Regions from separate parts of the Homo sapiens genome. Here region 2 is linked to region 1. Evidence: chromatin loops called from intact Hi-C (ENCODE). Cell type or tissue: thyroid gland. All regions are shown on one strand.

Region 1 (8,000 bases):
TTCACACCAGGAGTCCTGATATGTAGATCCCTGTGGAGACCTACTTAATTCACACCTGGCATCTTGACGTGTAGACTCCTATGTAGACATACTTAATTCACATTGAGCATCCTGACATGTAGACCCCTGTGTAGACCTACTTCATTTACACCAGGTGTCCTGATGTGTAGACCCCTGTGTAGACCTACTTAATTCACACCGGGTGTCCTGATGTATAGACCCTTGTGGTAGACCTACTTAATTCACACCGAGTGTCCTGATGTGTAGACTCCTGTGGAGACCTACTTAATTCACACCAGGTGTCCTGATGTGTAGACCCCTGTGGATACCTACTTAATCCACACCGGGTGTCCTGATGCGTAGACTCCTGTGGAGACCTCCTTAATCCACACCAGGTGTCCTGATGTGTAGACCTCTGTGGAGACCTACTTAATTCACACCGAGTGTCCTGACGTGTAGACCCCTGTGGAGACCTACTTAATTCACACCGGTGTTCTGACATGTAGACCCCTGTGGAGACCTACTTAATTCACACCGGTATCCTGACATATAGACCCTTGCGGAGACCTACTTAATTCACACCAGTGTCCTGATGTGTAGACCCTTGCGGAGACCTACTTAATTCACACCGGGTGTCCTGATGCGTAGACTCCTGTGGATACCTACTTAATTCACACCGGTGTCCTGACGCGTAGACCCCTGTGGAGACCTACTTAATTCACACCGGGTATTCTGACATGTAGACCCCTGTGGAGACCTACTTAATTCACACCGGGTATTCTGACGTGTAGACCCCTGTGGAGACCTACTTAATTCACACCGGGTGTCCTGATGTGTAGACCCCTGTGGAGACCTACTTAATTCACACCGGGTGTCCTGATGTGTAGACTCCTGTGGAGACCTACTTAATTCACACCGAGTGTCCTGACGTGTAGTAGACCCCTGTGGAGACCTACTTAATTCACACCGGTGTCCTGATGTGTAGACCCCTGTGGAGACCTACTTAATTCACACCTGGCATCCTGACGTGTGGACTCCTATGTATACCTATTTAATTCACACCGGGTGTCCTGGCGTGTAAACCCCTGTGTAGATCTACTTAATTCACACCCAGCATCCTGACCTGTAGACCCCTGTGGCGACCTACTTAATTCACACCCGGCATCCTGACGTGTAGACTCCTATGTAGACCTATTTAATTCACACCAGGAGTCCTGATATGTAGATCCCTGTGGAGACCTACTTAATTCACACCCGGCATCCTGATGTGTAGACTCCTATGTAGACCTATTTAATTCACACCAGGAGTCCTGATATGTAGATCCCTGTGGAGACCTACTTAATTCACACCCGGCATCTTGACATGTAGACTCCTATGTAGACATACTTAATTCACATTGAGCATCCTGACGTGTAGACCCCTGTGTAGACCTACTTAATTCACACCGGGTGTCCTGCCATGTAGACTTCTGTGTAGACCTACTTAATTCACACCGGGTGTCCTGATGTGTAGACCCCTGTGGAGACCTGCTTAATTCACACCGGGTATTCTGACATGTAGACTCCTGTGGAGACCTACTTAATTCACACCGGGTGTCCTGATGTGTAGACCCCTGTGGAGACCTGCTTAATTCACACCGGGTATTCTGACATGTAGACTCCTGTGGAGACCTACTTAATTCACACCGGGTGTCCTGATGTGTAGACCCCTGCGATAGACCTCCTTAATCCACACCGGGTGTCCTGATGTGTAGACCCCTGCGATAGACCTCCTTAATCCACACCGGGTGTCCTGATGTGTAGACTCCTGTGGAGACTTACTTAATTCACACTCAAGCATCCTGGCATGTAGACCCCTGTGGTTCTTAATTATTTATGTGCTCTTGAAGAGTTGCACATTTTTAAAGAATATTTTACAACAGAAAAGGTCACCTTTTCAAAGCCTTTTTTATGGGATTAATTTGTAACTACAGGATTGCAAAAAATTTTAATAGCTTTAACCTCTAGAAACAGGATATGTAAATGCTGAAAAACAAAGTCCCAACCAGATAAGTCCTGTGGGTGGTTTCCCAGTCATGATTCATGGAAGGAGAAATGTACTGATGAGAAATCACATCCAAAATATTGTCTCTGCAGTGGTAATACTTACAAAGTCGACGCAGTCTCAGGCGGAGCTCACTGAAGATGGTTTCCAAGCTTATATGTACTTCACCCATCCCCCACCCTCCAGCCCAAAACAAATCCCAAACATACTGCTTAGAACTCAGCCTGCGCAGCCCAGAGGTACAGAGAGGCAGGAAGCACCCAGGTGTCCACATACGGTGCCATTGTGGACTTGTAGGGCAGGATTCCAGGATATGGGTGATGGGCGTGTGGAACCGCGGCGCCCCCTGCACAGTGTGGCTCATTTGAGCCGGATGGGGGCCGTGAAGGCATCACCCAGCCTGCCCCCTGGGAGCTGGCTTCTCCCTTCCTGGGGCGGAGCTCGCCCGACAGCCCCACATGCCTGGTTCTCCCTGCAGATGAGGGTGCTGTGTGGGGTCACAGGGAAGAAACCAGCAGCAGCGGCAGAGCTTGATCCAGGCATTGGAGGAGGGTCCTGGTACCCCTGGCAGGGGCTGGCGGGAAGCTGCACTTCTGTCATTGCCCATGGCGGCTTTGGAGGAGATGACAGAGCATGGCGAATTCTGCCTCCCACTCCTGACCCCTCTGCTGTGTCATTCAAGTTTTGTCCTTTTCCTACTGTCCGTTTCGAACGTCACTGCAGGCAGTGGCCTCGGTGGCTTCGCTCCGCCTGGCCCTGCTCCCTGGCTCTGTGCTACCCTCTCTCCCCCTCGGCTGGGCCCTTCCTCTCCGCTGCTCCCTGTGGAACTGGAGCCCCTCAAGGTCTCTTCAGTTTCTGATCCGGGGAGCCCTGCAGGTTGTCAGGATGGGTTTTGTGGGCTTATTGCTGCTTTCCAGGACCTTTGAGAAGCCGTAAGTCTCCTTCCTACCAGGAAGCCCTCACTCAGGAACGCACAGACCGGGGTCAACAGGCTCTCAGGAGCGCCGTCTGCGTGCAGGTGGAGGGTGTGGCGGGGCCAGGAGAGCACTTGGCCGCCTTTCATCTCAACCTCTGAGGACAGAAGGGGGCTCTCAAATCCGCCCATGCATTGAGATCTTCGCTCTTCACAGAGGTGGGATTAGTAGCTTAGTCTCAGTTTCAAGTGGATGAGGTTGTGTAATTTCAAGGGAAAATTACATCCGGCAATACCTCTTTTGCTAATGGAACTCAGGAAGGAAAGGCCCTCAGAAAGGCTGGAGTCTGGAATCTAGGCAGGTAGCTGGCCTGACAGTAACCTTGATCCAGGTAAACCAAAGTGGAATTCTCGAGCCTGGAATTGATGACTCATAATTGTTTTCATTTAACAGCTCAGGATGTGTGAAAAAAAAATGCTGTTTAATTTGTAAGACCTAAGTTTACGACTGATTTTGGAGAATACATTTGTGATAATGTATCTATGTTTTCCTGGGGTGGCGGAGGAAATGATTTCTACCTAAAAAAAAGAAATGCTAGTAGTTAAGACTTTTTAAGTGCCACAGAAGCTTGTTCTCAGCAAGTTTGCTTTTATGAAATCAAAGGATGAAAGCCTTTGTCATGGAAGAAGTCGTAATAGAGGATGAAAATGCTGTCGGGTTATTTTTAACTTCTCATCTGTTTGACGGAAGTGCAGTTACTGGTGATAGGTGATGATAGAGTTTGTTTCCTTCTTGGGGGAGAGACTTTGGGCAGTGTCAAAACCTGAAATGACAGCCCAGCACGCCCCGTTCCCTGCTTCCTGTGCTGTGCAGAGCTCCCCCAGGCCTGCTTGCACCCCCCACGTGGGGAATCCTGAACTCCACAAAGGGATGGATCACTGCATGCCTCCTTTTCCAGATTTGTACTTTGGGGCACAGAATTCACATGGTTCCCAGCTTTGCCCACAGGAGGCTACAGAATTAAATGTTGGCTTAGACTATACTGTCCCTCCATGCCTTCAAGAAAGTTGAATCCTTCTGGTAATTGGGGAGAAAAAATTCCCTCTGCAATTCGTAGGTATAGCCAGTGTTTTCATGACTTCTATTTGTATAAATGATTTCCATGTTTATTATATCATGTAATCTCTAAAACAACCCTGTGAGCCCACCAATACTGATTATTACCAATGTATCCATGAGGAAGCTGAGGCTTAGAGCTCAGTCATGTGCCTGAGGCCACAGAAGAGGATAGAGCCCCTGTAGTCTGGCACTGGGCTTGGACTTCCTTCCGCAGAGCCAGGGGCCCTTTCTTTTCATTTTTGAGACAGAGTCTCTCTCTGTGCCCAGGCTGGAGTGCAATGGTGCGATCCTGGCTCACTGCAACCTCCACCGCCCGGGTTTAAGTGATTCTCCTGCCTCAGCCTCCCAAGTAGCTGGAACTACAGGTGCCCACCACCACACCTAGTTAATTTTTATGTTTTTAGCAAAGATGGGGTTTTGCCATTGTTGGCCAGGCTGGTCTTGTACTCCTGACCTCAGGTGATTCACCCGCCTCGGCCTCCCAAAGTGCTGGGTTTACAGACGTGAGTCGCCGCGCCCATCCAGGGGCACGTTTCTTAACAGCCCCTCTGGGTGCTCACGAATTTCCGGCATCAGCAATCCACCATCCTGGCATAATTTTCTGTGTTTTGCATCCCTGCCTCCCGGTCATAAACAAAAGAGTGACCTCAGTTCCATGCGAGTGGCTGCTTGTCCCAAGCAGATGGGTGTCCGGCGTCCCCGCCTTTTTCAGGACTGTCAGGTGGGCCCTGTGGTGCTGGAGCTGTGTTCAGGTGAACACTAGTTGAGGCTTCAGACAGCTTGTAGGTGCTCCTGCGGGCGCCTGGGCTGCTGGCAGGGGACAGTGCCCGGGTTCGTCTCGCAGCCAGAGGCCAGAGGCAGGCCAGGTGAGGCCATGCTCTTCCCTGTCTGCACACCACACTGCTGGCAAGTAACACAAAACAGAGACTGGCTACCCCAAGGGGCAGGAGGCAGCGGAAACCTGAGGCTCAGACACTAGTGAGGCGTTCCAGCTCAGGGCCAAAATCAGAGCCAGGGCAGCTGTGGACTCTGGCTATGGCGTCTGTCGTACAAGTGAGAAACGAAAAGAATGACTGTCCCGTGTCATTCAGCAAAACACATGGTGTCTTTGGAGGTGAAGAGAGGTGCCAAGCACCACTCGGTTTTCCCAGATTTCCTGTAGGAGGAAAACCACTTGGTTCTATGCTGTGGCTTTCACGCCAGGAGCTCCTAGGATTGAGGACGTCTACTGATTGTATCACAGTCGAAGGGCCCAGTGTTACATTACATTGTGTCCCCAGGCAAATACTTACATTTTTACAATTCAACAACGATGAGCGAAGGATAACTGTCCACCATTGTCAGCCTTCCCACTCTAACGTGTGGAATAAAATGCTCATTTCAGTTGATTGTATCCCGATGGTACTGCTGTGTCAGTGCAGTCACGACCCTTTAAATGAGTTCCCTGGGATTTCACTTTTCTTGTTAGACATCACCAGGAATTAATAACCCTCCTTTTGACAATAGTAGTGGTCAGCAGTAATAACTTACTCTGTGAAACATAGAGATTACACAGCATCATGGGGCTTGGCTGCAGCCCTCAGTGCCTGATTAGAATAAAGCAATTGAGGCCAGGCGCAGTGGCTCACACCTGTAATCCCAGAACTTTGGGAGGCCGAAGCGGGCGGATCACGAGGTCAGGAGTTCTAGACAAGCCTGGCCAACATGGTGAAATCCTGTCTCTACCAAAAAATAAAAAATTAACTGCGTGTGGTGGCGGGCGCCTGTATTTCTAGCTACTCGGGAGGTTGAGGCAGGAAAATCGCTTGAACCCGGGAGGCAGAGGTTGCAGTGAGCCGAGATTGTGCCAACGCACTCCAGCCTGGGTGACAGACAGAGTAAGACCCTGTCTCAAGAAAAGAAAAGAAAAAAAGAATAAAGCAATCATGCAGGTGGTTTCAAATTCCAAAGCTGTACAGTAACATTCAAATATGGCAAGGCCCTGCCAGGTGCGGTGGCTCACGCCTGTAATTCCAGCACTTTGGGAGGCTGAGGCAGGTGGATCACCTGAAGTCAGGAGTTCAAGATCAGCCTGGGCAACATGGTGAAATCCCGTCTCTATTAAAAATACAAAAATTAGCCGGGCATCTTGGGGGGTTGCCTGTAATCCCAGCTACTCGGGAGGCTGAGGCACGAGAATCGCTTGAACCTGGGAGGCAGAGGTTGCAGTGAGCCGAGATGGCGCCACTGCACTCCAGCCTGGGCGACAGAGTGAGACTTCATCTCAAAATAAATAAATAAATAAGTTATGGCAAGTCCATGAGTTTGCACAGCCTTCCAGGCCTGATGGAAGTAGATCTGCATGTTTGGAAGGATTGCAGATCATATTTTATCTCATAAATATTACCAGAACTTCCTCGTGTAACATGGGAACTTTCAAAACCATAGAGAGGAGCATTGTAAATCTCTGTGGCTCGTCTCCACTGTCACAGTTCCCAGCTTGTGGCCAGCCTGTTGCATCTGCACCTTCACTGTAGTTCCAAGGGTCCTTTGGAAGGAATCCTGGACAGCGTGTACTTTTCATCTGAAAGTACTTCAGTAAATGAAAGGTGGAATTTTAAGTAGACTCTTTTTTCATTAATGTGACTTTGTTACTGAGTGATGTATTATAGAAATTTGTGGAAACGTATAATTGTAATAAATTTGTTGGCTTGGATGCTGGAAAGTAAGACTGGCCTCACATGGGTGAGCTAAGGTATTTCTTTAATGTATCCTTTTAAAAGCTAATGGAGAGTAACTGACTTTTTCATTGTGGCCCATTTGAGAGAAAATATATCTTTCTCAAATATTTAAAAAGGTCGATCACATGTGTAATGTTTGCCAAGTTGTATACACAAGAAAACTAGAACTCAGAATCATTAAATAATTTGCTGAAGTTTACATGGTTTTTAAATGGCAGGGTCAGGATCGAATATGGGGACTGACTCTGAAGTCTATGTGTTTCATAGTATGCTAAAGAGTAAATATTTCCAGAATTTCGATAGAGTACCTAAATTATCTTGAGGTGGGGTTAGCAAATTGTGAATTAAGATTGTGGTTTTTGTAAAGGAAGAAAGTGCCTATACTTTTATTGGCAATCTGGTGTTTTTGTTTGCTTTTTTTCTGAATGAGAAACAAAAGAAATGAAGAGCTAGCCATGTGTTCTCTACTCTGTCTCAGTTTGTATGGCTACTTTTCCATCCAGAGCTCTTGCCTTTTGGTTCTCAATTTGGTTGCATTCCCATGAAGAAAACCTAGTGTGGCAGGCAGAAGGATGGCCTCCCACAGATGTCCACATCCTGATCCCCAGAACCTCTGACTATGACACTGTCTGTGGCCAGGGAATCAAGATTGCCAAACAGCTGACATTAAAATAGGGAGGTGATTATAGAACTATTCATGTGGCCAAAAGTAACCACAGAGGCACTTGTAAGTGGAAGAGGGAGGCAGAACAGACTGTCCGAGCTACGACTGGCTTCAGAGGTTGAAGGGGACCAAAGGATGTAGGCAGCCTCTGCAGGAAGCAAGAAAAGGCAAGAAAAGTTTCTCCCTGGAGCCTCCAGGAAGGAACCAGCCCTGCTGATACTTTAATTTTAACCCAGTGAATCCCATTGCAAACTTCTGACCTCCAGAACAGTAAGGTAATAAATTTGCATTGTTTTAAGTCACAAAGTGGAATTTGTTATAGCAGCATAAGAAACTCATACACCTGTCCTAACTACTTTGGGGATTTATAATACAGACTGTACGGAGATTGACGCGGTGTCAAAGGACCCGTGACCTTGAGACATGCCCATAGAATCATACACCTGCCCTAGCCACATCGGGGATTTGTAATACAGGCTGCTCAGAGACTGACGTGGTGTGCAAAGGACCCGTGACCTTGAGACATGTCCATAGAAACT
Region 2 (8,000 bases), 81 kb before region 1:
CGAGAAGCTGCTGAAGAACTCAATGTAGCCATTCCACAGTCGACCGGCATTTGACGCAAATTAAAAAGGTGAAAAAGCTCGGTAAGTGGGTGCCTCATGAGCTGAGCGAGAATCAAAAAAATTGTGATTTTGAAGTGTCATCTTCTCTTATTCTACACAACAAAAACAAACCATTTCTCGATCAGATTGTAACGTGCGCCGAAAAGTGGATCTTATATGACAACCAGTGACAACCGGCTCAGTGGTTGGACCGAGAAGCTCCAAAGCACTTCCCAAAGCCAAACTTGCACCAAAAAAAGGTCCTGGTCACTGTCTGGTGGCCTGTGCCGGTCTGATCCACCACAACTTTCTGAATCTCCACAAAACCATTACATCTTGAGAAGTATGCTCAGCAAATCCATGAGACGCTTTGAAAACTACAACGCCTGCAGCCGGCATTGGTCAACAGGAAGGGCCCAATTCTTCTCCATGACAAAGCCCAACCGCACGTCACGCAACCAACACTTCAAAAGTGGAAAAATTGGGCTGCGAAGTTTTGCCTCATCCGCCATATTCACCTGACCTCTCACCAACCAGCTACCACTTCAAGCATCTCGACAACTTTTACAGGGAAAACGCTTCCACAACCAGCAGGATGCAGAAAATGCTTTCCAAGAGTTTGTCGAATCCCAAAGCCTGATTTTTATGCTACAGGAATAAACAAACTTATTTCTCGTTGGCAAAAATGTGTTGATTGTAATGGTTACTATTTTGGTTAATAAAGATGTGTTTGAGCCTAGTTATAATGATTTAAAATTCACGGTCCGAAACCGTAATTACCTTTGTACCAACCTAAGTCCCCTTATTATTAGTAAGAAACTTAATTGTAAAATGGAGTAATTATATATTTTACATCGTTAGACTCATTTAAAAACCGCAAGTATAGCATGAAATTGACTAGAAACCCTATTTGTCAGGTAATCTTCGCAGTTGACAGAAAAGTAAAACGTAAAAGGAGTATTAATGGCTTTTCCTTAGCACCCTCACTCACAATTTTAGTTCATTAAAAAATGGGTTGATATTGATTTCTATCAACATGTCACCCTTGCAAACCTCAGAGCGACTGAGTCTGATGGACAGTTTCTCGGCTTCCCTGGCTGTCACTCAGATGTGGCCTCTCACTGTGGGCCCCACGTGGGCTGCGTGTGGCCCTGTGAGTTGGTCCCACCCCTGCCCGACAAGCCTGTAGCTTTGGTCGTCTTCCAACGAGTGGCTCTCCCGCCTGTGTTTTGAACTCATGGAGGGGGAGGGGGAGTTTGTGCAGAGAATCTAGGATCATGTGCATCTGATTTTATGTTTTTAATGGGCCTGGCCAAGGAAGAGAGAGTGATTTGGTTCCTGTCTTAACTTGAAGACCCTCTGGGGCAGGCACATGTTCCAGGGTAGACTCCGGGAGGGATGGGTGTGATGTGTCTGTAGGGTTCCAGGCGGGAAGGGGAGTGCCGGAAGCAGGTCTGGGAGGGGGAATTGGGTGTCCCCAGCCAGCCTGTCTCAGGGGCCCATGTGGGACTCTTGGCCAGCCCTCTGTGCCCCTCCTGGCTGTGTCTTCAGGACTAAGCTCTGATTTTTTTTTAAATTTACCCAAATTCCTTTCTAAGGGGTCTGGGGAGTCATGCCCTACAAATCATAAATTCTCATCAGATGGGTTTTATTTAACCCTGTATATCATGACTTACTTTCCAATCTGACTCTGGCATAACAAGGAAGAAAATCAAAATGTTTTACCCCAAAATATATTTCCTTGTCATACCTTGAAATTGCCCTGCAAGGTCACTTGTGGGAAAAATCCACATTCTGTAGAGAATCCTCTTCCCCCTTTGTTTTCCTTCTTTCCTTTCCAGGTCCAGGCAATAATCAACTAAGATCCAGGCACCCTTTTAAGTCTGATAAAAAGCAATTTACAACCTGCCTTCTCTGAAGTCCGCTATCTAAGAGCTTCCTCTGCACAATAAAACTTGGTCTCCACAATCCTTTATCTTAACCTGAACATTTCCTTTCTGTCATCCCAGGTCTTCAGATAAACTCAACCAATTGTCAACCAGAAGATGTTTAAATTTACCTATAGCCTGGAAGCCCCTCGCTTTGAGTTGTCTCGCCTTTCTGAACCAAACCAATGTATTTCTTAAATGTATTTAAGTCTCATGCCTCCCTAAAATGTATAAAACCAAGCTGCGCCCGACCACCTTGGACACATGTTCTCAGGACATCCTGAGGGTTGTGCCACTCATATTTGGCTCAGAATAAATCTCTTCAGATATTTTACAGAGTTTGACTCTTGTTGTCAACTGTCTGCAAATAGGAGCTGCGCCCATGAGGGCATAGCCCAGTTAGGCCGCGCTGCTCCCTGCTGCTGACCAGCCCCTGTTGGAGCTGATGCTGCCCACATCCCACAGCTGAGAGCAAGGGTCTCAACAGCACAGGTCCTCTGCCTGCACTCTGCCCTGGAGCTGGGCATCAGCCATGGTGAGGGCCTGGAACTGCGTGACACCCGGGTGTCAGGCGGCCACTCTCAGCATCCACATTCCCTCAGCATCACGGGGAGGCCGGCTGCAGTCGGGAATCACGAGTGTCATCCATGTGGTCCTCCCTCTTTGCAGACGTGTGTGTGGCCGTGGTGTTTAAGTTGTGTCTGCTGCCTTGGGGGCCCTTTGGAAAGGCTCTTTCTCACAAAGAATGCATCGTGTTCGCAAAGCCAGCTCATGCCTCCTAATGTAAACTCAAAACCCAATTCACCCCTAAGCAAGTGGCCCACACCGTGTGTGACTGGAAAAATCAGTGTTTCCCGACAGGATGTGACAAATGGGGCTGTAGCAGGGCAGGGCCGCTCCCCAGAAAACAAGCGCCCCAGGTTTTCCCTTCTCCTGTACCACTGCCCTGGAAGAGTTCTACCCATGAGGGCCCTTGGAGCCATCTCGACTAGAACGTTAACAGGAAGGAAGGAGCCTGCGGGAGAAGACAGGGCTCCAGGAGGCGGCGGAGGCCTCTGTGGTGGCCAAGCAGGCCCCGCAGGGCTGAGCTGCTGGGTTTTCCTGGGCCTGGGCTGCTCTCTGGTTCCAGGGAGGGGTTGTAACACTCCCGGCAGAGCTGTCTCATGGGGAGGGCGTTCACAGGTGGTGAGTGTGGACAGTGAGGGGAAGACCAGTTCCAGTCTTTGGCAAATGCTGATAGTAATGAAAATCATTTTAAAAATCATAACAGGGCAGACAAGTCACAGCTCTGGTTGGTCTTCACCTGCCGTCACTATCATCCCTGCAGGGAGAGAAGGTTCGGCTCCCTGGGGCTCTCCCAGCCCCGCGTCATGTGAGGGGGCACTAGTCACAGTGCGGGAGGCTTCAGAGCGGAGGGCAGGGCCCCTGCCAACCACCCGGAGCCACCCACCCACCCACCCACCGCTGTTTGAAGCAGGGACTCGGTTCTCAAAGTGCCGGGGTCAGAGGTCACCAGAGGCTGCTGAAATCAGGGTTGGAGGGCTGGCATGTTCGTATTTGGGGGAAGGAGGCAGGATCCCAGGGGACCCGTCCTGCGTGCTGACACTTTACCACGAGGCAGCTGGGCCGCGTGCGGCTCTTCCGACTTTTCATCATGCTTCCTGAGCCAGAGCCATTTAAAAAAAAATGCTGAAATTTAGAAGGTAGTATTCGCTCTAAAATTTTGTCGCTTAAAAAAGTGGCTTGAAGTATTCAGCAGGAAAATTGTCCCAAATTACTTGTTAAAACTAAAAGCTGGGCCAGGTGTGGTGATGCACACCTGTGGTCCCATCTACTTGAGAGGCCGAGGTGGGAGGATCAGATCCCCTGAGCCCAGGAGTTCGAAGCCAACCTGGGCAACATAGCAAGACCCTGTCTCTGATACATACGTAAATAAAATAAAAGTTAAAACTCAAAGGGGAGGAACCTGAGATCCAATTTTAAATCCACCTGATGAGAAAAAAAAAAAAGCAGCCCAGGGACGTCACCGTAAACAGGCACCGCATCCACCAGGGGTCAGGAGTCAGGTCAGGGCTCTGGACTGGGAGGGGCACTGCAGGGACATCCCGTCAGCGGGCACCGTGCGTTGAGCCAGGGGTCAGGGCTTTGGACCGGGCAAGACTCTGTTTTGCTTCCATTTTTTAAGCCTCTGGAAGTCCTGGCTGTTCAGAATTCCAGGCTTGAATTGCTAGTGTTCCCGGGACTGGGAAACAGCCCGGATGTGTGGAGTAAGAGGCAGCTCTTGGATTGCTGTGAACGTAGGGGAGCAAGGCTCCACGCCCTCTCCCAGCCTCTCTGCCTTCTGAATACAGCCCAGGAGCCTGGATGACTCACTTTCTGGAGCACATAGATAAGGAGCGGGTGGAGGGGAGAGGCCTTAGTTAATTAACATTCCTAGGAATCTGAGGCTCCTTCTCCCAGCCCTGTTGTCTGGGTAGCAACGTGCTGAACCCAGAGTGAGAACAGCTGGCTGCAGTGTCAGGGGCAGGACCTTTTGTCGATGAGTTTAAAAAACAAAGCAGAAGCTGCCAGGTGCCTCCTTCGCATGTTGGCTCCCACGTGTTTTCCCCGTTCTCCCTCCCCACCCTGAGTGACACACGCTATGCTGCTTGAAAATAGCACAGATGCATTTTGCTTCACGGTGAAATGTGGCCGGTAGTTCCCCAGGAGTAAACAATGTGGTGGTGCCCACGGGGGAAGAGCAGCTTAATTATGCACCCAGCCCCGCATACAAAACGCTCCCTCCATGGTTAGAATTTGCTGGGGCTAAGGGAGTCAGGGCTGGTTTTCTCCAGCAGCCTTGGAGCTAGGTGGTGTCATTTAAATGGCCCTCAAAGCCCTACCTGGATGTCTTCATTGTGCCACACCAGCCTTTATCCAAGCTCACTGGGCCCCACAGTGTGGCTGATAGTGAGGGTCTGGGGGTGGGGGATCGTGAGGTGAGGGACAGCAACCCCGTCCTGTCCTTGTCTAGGCCTCTGAGACAGGCCCGAAGGACAGGCTTTTCTCTCTACTGTGGGTGATGGTCCCGGCTGGTCAGCTAGCGTCCACAGCCCCTCGACTCCCTGCGCAGAGCCCCTCTCACTGGACCGGCGTCAGTGCCCCACAGAGACTGGAAACCTGTTTCCAAGGTGTGGCTCTATGGCCGGACCACAGTCGGTGAGGTGAGGGCCAGTTCCAGCCAGGGTGCCACCTCTGCCTTTTCTTATGTCCACTGGAAAAAATAAAGAGGGTGTTTGTCATCCCCTGTCTTTTGGGACTCGGGGTTCAGTGCAGGCCAGGGGAGGTTGTGTCTCTGGTGTTTGCTGAACACAAAGCGTATGAAAGTGGTAACACCTCGGAGGTGAGGGCTTTCTTTTTATAGCAGCCATGCTGGAACTCAGTGTCTGAGGAGACCTAGAGTATTTGTTTGAATGTTTGAAAGAGACGTATCTGGTTAATGTGAGCAGAGGCTTGGAAATTTAGAGCACGCTCGACTGTATTTCAGTAGACTTATGACAGCAGCTACACATCCATCCATTTTAGCATTCTCAGAGTATTCTAAAACATGGAGGGCTGGGCACGGTGGCTCACACCTGGAATCCCAGCACTTTGGGAGGCTGAGGCAGGCGGATCACAAGGTCAGGAGTTTGAGACCGGCCTGGCCAACATGGTGAAACCCCGTCTCTACTAAAAATACAAAAATTTGCTGGGCATGGTGGTGGGCGCCTGTAATCCCAGCTACTCAGGAGGCTGAGACAGGAGAATTGCTTGAACCTGGGAGGCGGAGGTTGCAGTGAGCCAAGATCATGCCATTGCACTTTAGCCTGGGTGACAGAGCAAGACTCCGTCTCTAAAAAAAATAAATAAAAACATGGAGTTCACAAAGTGGCATGAATAATCATGAAACGAAGTGACTTCAAAGTGTAATGGTTCTCATGCATGTAAGAATTCATGTTATTAAACAAGTATAAATAAAAAAATTGTGCACTGCATAAGTGACAGATAGTTTTGTAGTATTTGTTAAAGTGCCATCATAGCCGCCTGTGAAAGAGGTCTCAGTAGGTGTCTGATTCTTGTTTAATGCCACAGCTTCTGAGACTCCATTTGTTTCAGGCAGAGTGGACATTTCACTCGCGGTTTAATTTGCGGGAAGATCACATTCTGGCCGTTTAATCTTCTGATGACAGACAGCTAACTGTTGATAAGGATAAAATGAAACCAGACATCGGTTTGCATGTGTCCAGTTGAGGGGAAAAAGGCCGAGGATGCTGTCAGGACGCAGGCAGGCAACCTATTTAGGATGGGGAGTAGCAGTTCAGAGGGTGTAGCTTCCATTCCTGGCCCCAGCCTCCCTTCCACTCCTCCCACCCCTGATCCCAGCCTCCCTTCCATTCTTCCCACCCCAGATCCCACGCCTCCCTTCCCACCCAGCTTCCATTCCTGGCCCCAGTCTCCCTTCCACTCCCCCCCACCCCTGATCCCACACCTCCCTTTCACTCCCCCGACCCCTGATCCCACGCCTCCCTTCCACTCCCCCGACCCCTGGTCCCAGCCTCCCTTCCACTCCCCGCACCCCTGATCCCACAACTCCCTTCCACTCCTCCCACCCGGCTTCCTTTCCTGGCCCCACGTCTACTGGAATTCCACTCCTCCCAGCTGTCTTGCACCCGCTCTCTTTCCCCTTGTTTTCTCTTTTCCTTCCCAATTAGCACCGATTTTCCTTCCCCGATTAGCACCTCCCGCTGCCGCTCCAGCTGTGTTCTCCATCTCCTGGTCTGGGGTGTTCCGCTGCAGCCACAGGACCCCACTGTGGGAACCCACGTCTCTGCAGGGAAATGTTTACGGTGACTTTCCTATGTGTGTGGCTGGCTCGTCAGGGAGCGGTGTGGAGGAGACCTGAAGGACAGCCCTTCCCCTTCCCTTTCTCCCTCCTCACTCCCCGAACCCTGCCCAGCTCTGGGCCTCCCCAGGGCTGAGGAGAGGTGGCGTCTCCACTCCTGACCTGGAGGCCCGTCTGGCTTCTGGCTCCAGCCCCCTCTGCTGCCTTCTTTGTGTGTCTGTGATGGAATACGCGTTCTGCGTGATGAGACTGTTATGGAGACGCAAGAGAATGTGAAGGTGAAGCTTCTCGACCTTGGGCTGGAGCGGGTGGGGTGCTGAGAGCACCGAGAGCCCCTTGCCACCTCGGCTTCTGGCAGGTCAGTGAGGCCACTGTGGATCAGGCTTTTAAGATCATGGGAAAACACACATAACAAACATGCAACATCTTGTCTAGATTTATGTGCACAGTTCAGTGCTTTAGCACGTTCACCTTGTGTCACCATCACCACTGCCCCCCCGCAGAACTTCCGCTTCTTCCCAAACTGAAACTCCGTCCCGCTTAAATTCTCTCCTCCTTCCCCCTTCCCGTAGACCCTGGCAGCCCCATTCAACTTTCTGTCTCTAGGTATTTGTCAGCTCAAATGAGTGACTCACACAGGATTTGTCCTTTTGTGACCAGCTCATTTCACTCAGCACAAAGTCCACAAGGGTCCCTGTGTTGTAGCCTGTATGACTCCGCCGTTCCTTTGCATGGATATACCACGTTTTGCTCACACATTCACCTGTTGAAGGACACTTGGGTTGTTTCCTGCGGCAGCTTTTCCTGACCGAAAGCTTCTCAAAAGGACTAGCCCCCTCAGGTGCCCCAAACTCGATTGCAGAAGACTGTGTTGTCACCTGCCTGCTTCTACAGAGAGGCACCAACCTGGGGTGACATGTGCACTCTTGGCTTTGTAGTGTCCTGGCCCATCCCCGGTACCTGGCCAATCCCCTACACCTGGCCCACCTCCCCACACCTGGCCGATCCCCCCACACCTGGCCCACCTCCCCACACCTGGCCCACCTCCCCACACCTGGCCCACCTCCCCACACCTGGCCCATCCCCCACACCTGGCCCATCCCCGTACCTGGCCCATCCCCTGCACCTGGCCGATCCCCACCCTTCACTTGGCTGAGGCCCCCCCCCACCTG

What was found. Peaks named below come from ENCODE experiments on the same cell type or tissue, not always from the same donor. Only the 100,000 strongest peaks of a DNase experiment are listed, where the experiment ranks them.
Region 2: a loop joins it to region 1, with 2.6 times the contacts of the local background. A loop is called at or near these places in 3 of 110 quality-filtered maps.

Annotation. Positions count from the first base shown.
Region 1 is chr13:112,788,903-112,796,902 of GRCh38, forward strand. All of the region lies in intron 2 of ATP11A (ATPase phospholipid transporting 11A), which reads left to right. LOC124903252 (a long non-coding RNA gene) reads left to right here. Exons shown (of 2, transcript XR_007063947.1): 2 at 1-6,785. Among named protein-coding and RNA genes, the nearest start is that of ATP11A-AS1, 38 kb to the left of the region's middle. RefSeq lists an enhancer at 1,180-1,899. In thyroid gland, no CTCF peak of the experiment used is centred here; DNase peaks (open chromatin) are centred at 2,289, 3,069 and 6,579; H3K4me3 peaks cover 789 bases; H3K27ac peaks cover 2,982 bases.
Region 2 is chr13:112,707,556-112,715,555 of GRCh38, forward strand. All of the region lies in intron 1 of ATP11A (ATPase phospholipid transporting 11A), which reads left to right. Among named protein-coding and RNA genes, the nearest start is that of ATP11A, 22 kb to the left of the region's middle. RefSeq lists an enhancer at 6,258-7,087. In thyroid gland, no CTCF peak of the experiment used is centred here; DNase peaks (open chromatin) are centred at 3,446, 4,436 and 5,036; H3K27ac peaks cover 3,951 bases.